2 separate regions of the Mus musculus genome follow, and region 2 is linked to region 1. A link is a loop called in an ENCODE intact Hi-C map of the cell type or tissue named here. Cell type or tissue: gastrocnemius. All regions are shown on one strand.

Region 1 (2,500 bases):
ACCGCAGTGTCCCGGAGCGCTGCTGTCTCCGTGTTGTCCACGATCACTGGAAATGGGGAATTGGGGTCCGGATAGTGTATTCCCTGAGCCAGCAGAGCCAAAAGCTAAGCTTACCCCTTTCCCGGTGTACACACCCTCTCCCGGGAGATTTTCAACCAACACCACCTTCACTGGTGTCCGGTCCCACTCTCCTGGGTATTCCCCTCAGGCCTCCCTCTGCTTGGTAAAAAGTGAGTTTGGTGTGTGTCGTTCGCGTGGCTGTCATTAAGGCAGTCTGTTATTGTGCGAGGCTGAATCAGTGGCTCTTTGTGCGCTCAGCTGTATGGTAATGCAGACAGCACCTGCTCTCTGCACAATGCGGAGAGAAAGAGCTCCCCTCCGCGCACGCCGCGGCCTCTGCGACAATGTCCGGCACATGTTTGAAAGACTCCCCCCACCTCACCCCCCAACACATAACCTTTACACAACCGTCACCTTATTAGGTTTTTACACATCCATCAGACACTAGAACTTTTGTTTTCTTTTTTTTCTTTTTTTTTTTTTAAGGGAAATGAGTTTATTGGGAGGGCCCAGGACACACGTATCACAATGAATTACCTAAACGGCTCCCCTGGTTACAAGCTCCAGAGAAAAGTAAATGGAGATATAGTCTCTGACTTAGCACCTAGCTTTGTGTTGAGCATGCCATGAGCTGTATATTCCCATCTTTAGAGGGGCCTCTTTACTCCACCCCCACCACCTAGGCAGCTTCATTAGAATCCCGAGGTGTGATTCTTGGAGCTAGTGTTCCTTTGATTGTAGCACAGCCCCTAGGGTGTACCTGACAGGTGTCCTCACTGTAGGTGTTGCTGTCCTGTTGGTGAGAATGAGCCCTGTCCTGGCAGAGTAGCTTGATCATTTAGGCCAGTATCTGGAGCAAGATGTATATAATGCACAGAAAGAGAGGAAAACCTTCGCATGCCCAGAGAAACACTGCTAACAAGAATCTAGCAGTTACTGGGCAGAATCATCTGTGTTGGGCCATCTGGCAACTGAAATTACAGCTCCTTTTCTGATGACCCAGCCTGCCTACTGCTACCCTGTCTCCCAAACACTTTCAAAGTTTCAGAATCAACAGGAATTTCTGCACTTCACGTCGTCATCGCCAACTCACAGACAATCAAAGAGTTAACCAAAAAGCCATGTGTATAATACTCAAGGCTGAGGTGAGAAAGGCAGGGTTAGATCCCACTTTTTAAAAAACCTGTTTATTATAGAACAAATGGAGGCTTCAAAAGATACTGACACCCCTAAGGCACACCCCCATGGCCGTGGCAAAAACAGTCCCTGTCCTTTGTAAACTGTGTAGGGATTTGCTACATCACCACAAGGCTGGGCTAGCTTGAATCCTAACTTAATCTTGCCACCTAGTGTTAGGATTCCTTTTTCACTAGCTAATGTTTCCTGGGAAAGTTACTTTCTGAGAACTCTGTTTCTCAGAGCTCTGAAGCTGCTCTCTGTTGGGACTTGGGAGTGGGACTCAGGTGACAGGGGGTTCCTACAGCAGAGGGGATTCAAAGAAGAAAAGAAACAAGGTCAGATGCAGACTCCTCTGTGCCTTCGAGATTACAAGAAGAAATGAAATATCAGGAACCTTTTAATTAGAAGATGGAAGTGGAAACCAGGCTTGTTTGAATGCCTGTTTAGAAAACTGGAAATGAAAAGTTTCACGCGCAAGGGCTTAGACCCTGAGAGGGGTGGACTTGTCCCAAATCTTGAACAAACCCCCCTTAGTATTAAGTATTTGTTAAATTGACATGGCACAGATTTCTCGATTACAGTGGCAAAGCAGTTCTGAAAGGCATCGTAAAATCCATCAGAATCCTGCCCAACGCATTCATTCTTTTCCAACTTAATTTATGCCACACCATTCTGTATTGGGGAAATCAAGCAGAAAGCTCTTTTTTTCCTCCCTCCTACTCCTTCTGCTCTTCTTCTTCCTCCTCCTCATCCTCCTGTTTCCCCATTCTCAATCGTCCACCCCTAAGTTGGTTCCTATTCCCTTCTCTTTCAAACACAGAGCTAACGGGGAGACTGTTTAACTTCAGTGATTCTATAGGAGCCTGTTGTAGTTTAACTCCTGCGTACCAGTAGCTGAGAGGAACAAAGGACAGACTCGAGGTCCAGCTATTCATCCTTTCTTTGCACTTTAATTTTCATTGATTGGGAAGACAAGGGGAGCCCTTAGGGATTCGAGCCGGGAGGGGGATGACACGCCTTTAGACGCCATCAGCCCCCTAGCCAGCCATCTGCTCCGAACCAAATGGCGTTTTTTCACTCCCTAACTGCATGTCTCTATACTCCCACAGCTAAGCACTCAGAACCCCCCAAATGCAGGAGGGAGCTTAAGCCAGAGTATGTTAAATAGATTTGCCTGAATGTTGGCCTAGCCAACAGATTTCCCCTCCCCACACACCATAAATCCTCACCTTCACCATTAGAAGAAAGAAGGAAACTTTCT
Region 2 (2,500 bases), 190 kb before region 1:
CTCTCTCCCCTGAGTGTGTGTGTCTCATTTCTCACTGTCTCTGATCCCTCTCTCTTTCTCTCTGGCCTCTCTCTCTCTCTCTTTCTCTCTCTCTCTCTCTTTCTCTCTCTCTCTCCCTCCCATGTTCTCTCTTCAAGTGTTCTCATCCGGCCTCTTTTTTCTTCTCTCTTCTCTCTCTGCTCTCTCTGTCTCTCTGTCTCTCTCTCTTGTGCTCGCACACTTGCACTTCCTCTTCTTCTTTTTTACTTTCTTCGCCTCTACTCCCTTCTCACGCCCCCAAATAAACTTCACTTTATACTAGTACAGTTATATGGCTGATACCTGGGTGGAGTTGGGGCAGGAGAAGGCCTCAGCATGGGACTGCTAAGGTACCCCTCCCACCACATCATACCATGTTTTACAAAGCATATCAGAAATTCCAACAGGAATTAAATAAATGCTCCCCTCACCAGGGTCCTACACATCGTTTCTTCCTTAAGTGAGTTTGAGTATATAAATTTTGAAAGATACTGTTATGGGTTGAATCTAAAATATTCCTCAAGGTTTATGTTAAAGGCTTGGCTTCCAGCAGATGGGGTCTTAGAAGGCGATTGGATCAGGAATACTCTGACTTCATCCGTCGGTTAATCTATAGATGACTTTTCCATTTGCTGGTATTTTTGGAGCTAGTGGAAACTAGGAGGTAGTCCTAGTGGGTAGAGGTATGCCACAAGAGGTAGGCTTTTCAAGTGCATGTCTCAAATTCCTGGTTCCTGCTGCTCTGTCATTGCCTATCCACCATGATGTTCTGCCCTGCCACTGCCCAAAAGCAATAGAATTAGTTGACCATAGCCCAAAACCTCTGAAAATGTAAGCCAAAATTAATACTCTCTCTTTAAGCTGATTATCTTAAGTATTTTGCCATGCAGATATATATGTTGAAAAAAAAAGATCTTCCTTAAACAAAACAAACAAACAAACAAACAAAAAGATTGAGAGACTACGACTAATGGAGAGACAGTTATTGAACCTTTAAATTCAGGGTGAAGGCAGGCAAAGAGTTACACACCAAGAAGCAGAAGAAGGCAGTTAGCATGTTTCCACTTGGCCATCCATTAGCCAACCAATTTCTGTGAGACACTGCCCTCTCTTCACAGCTAGAGCTCAGGGAGCGGCACATGTGGATGCTACCCTCGTTTACAGAATTCTTGAGGTCACCCTGAAGGTCGAGGGAGAGATAGCACCCTGTCTGAACATTGAGCTAGTGACCGATGAGAAAGGATTACTGGTTGTCACCCTGCAGTGCGAACATCACCCCAAGAGTTCTACTAGGCTTCTGGCTCTCTGGGCTCCCAGATCCATCTTCCTGCCGCACATCAGCCCCATGGCCCAGCAGCAGATGTTCTCCTGGGAATAAGGTGTGAACACCAGAAAGTGAAGGAGAAGCAAGCGATGGACCACAAGAGGACACTGTAGCTGCAGGAGGGATGCCCTGGCTTGGGCCTGGGCAGACCACAAGGCAGGGAAGGGTGGGGCAGCTATGGGTAATGTAACCAGAGGGAGCCACAGTCCAGAGTCAGTAAGGTCACCCAGAGAGAGATGTGTGTGTGCACAGGGATCCCAGAGCAGCCGCTGCTGAAGTGTGTGGAGCACAGGGCTGGTGACTTTGCTCCCCACCCCGGTTTGCTACATTTTCCTCTGAGAACAAGAAAGAAGTGGCGTGTTAGACTTGATGGACGGAATTCAATCCATATTTATGTTACTGATTTCCATGCCACGGTGGGGGAGAGTGGGCTCTGTTTACCTGCCAGCGACAGATCTGACCTTCATCCTGAGCCTCTGGAAACGTTTTCCTAAGTAAGCATGAGAAGTTGCAGCTGCCAGCAGTGTCTGCCTTGCAAAAAAAAAAGGTTTTTGTGCCAGATTATCAGCTTGCAGGTAAGCAGCCACCGTGGGCTCTCACTTCTCTGCCTGTATCCCATTGTGTAAGCATCCCCTTTGCCCTTTGTTTCCTCCTTGAACCCTTGTCTGACCACAACCACTTTCCACATCCCCCCCCCCCAAGCCCCCGCAGGCACTCTGACACTGATGGAGGTCAGGTAGGTGGAGGCAAGTATAGGTGAGAGGCATATGAGAGAAAGAAAGGGTCAGTGGAAGAGCTGGGGAGGTGAGCAGTTAGCAGATACCAGCACACCTTGTGGTCATCTCTGCCCACAGCACCAATCGGAACCTTAGCAAGGGACCTTCGTGGGGTCTCAGAGTGCAGAAGCTTGAATATCAGCCTCTGTCATTCCTTGTGTGACTAGAGATAGTGCCTTTGGATACATGGGAAGTAACTGGACCCCTCCCCGGCTATGGATCCTAGCAGATCATTCTGGCATATTCCATGATTCCTCAGCAACTTAGTGTAACTGGCACATGCTAGCATTGGTTTGTGTACCTTGTGCTGGCTGTTGCTGTTCTTGTTCTTCAGAAAGCATGCAGGTGATTAACTGCGCTGTCAGGAAAGGGACTCACACAG

What was found. A loop is a pair of places that touch in the nucleus more often than their neighbours do. Peaks named below come from ENCODE experiments on the same cell type or tissue, not always from the same donor. Only the 100,000 strongest peaks of a DNase experiment are listed, where the experiment ranks them.
Region 2: it touches region 1 in a loop (11-fold over the local background); 12 of 42 quality-filtered maps call a loop at or near these places.

The regions. Positions count from the first base shown.
Region 1 is chr17:15,376,744-15,379,243 of GRCm38, forward strand. It overlaps a transcript of Dll1 not described here. Among named protein-coding and RNA genes, the nearest start is that of Dll1, 2.2 kb to the left of the region's middle. In gastrocnemius, a CTCF peak has its summit at 1,401 (motif pointing left); DNase peaks (open chromatin) are centred at 333 and 1,327; H3K4me3 peaks cover 973 bases; H3K27ac peaks cover 651 bases.
Region 2 is chr17:15,182,465-15,184,964 of GRCm38, forward strand. No RefSeq gene overlaps it. Among named protein-coding and RNA genes, the nearest start is that of Gm35502, 11 kb to the right of the region's middle. In gastrocnemius, a CTCF peak has its summit at 1,462 (motif pointing right); no DNase peak of the experiment used is centred here.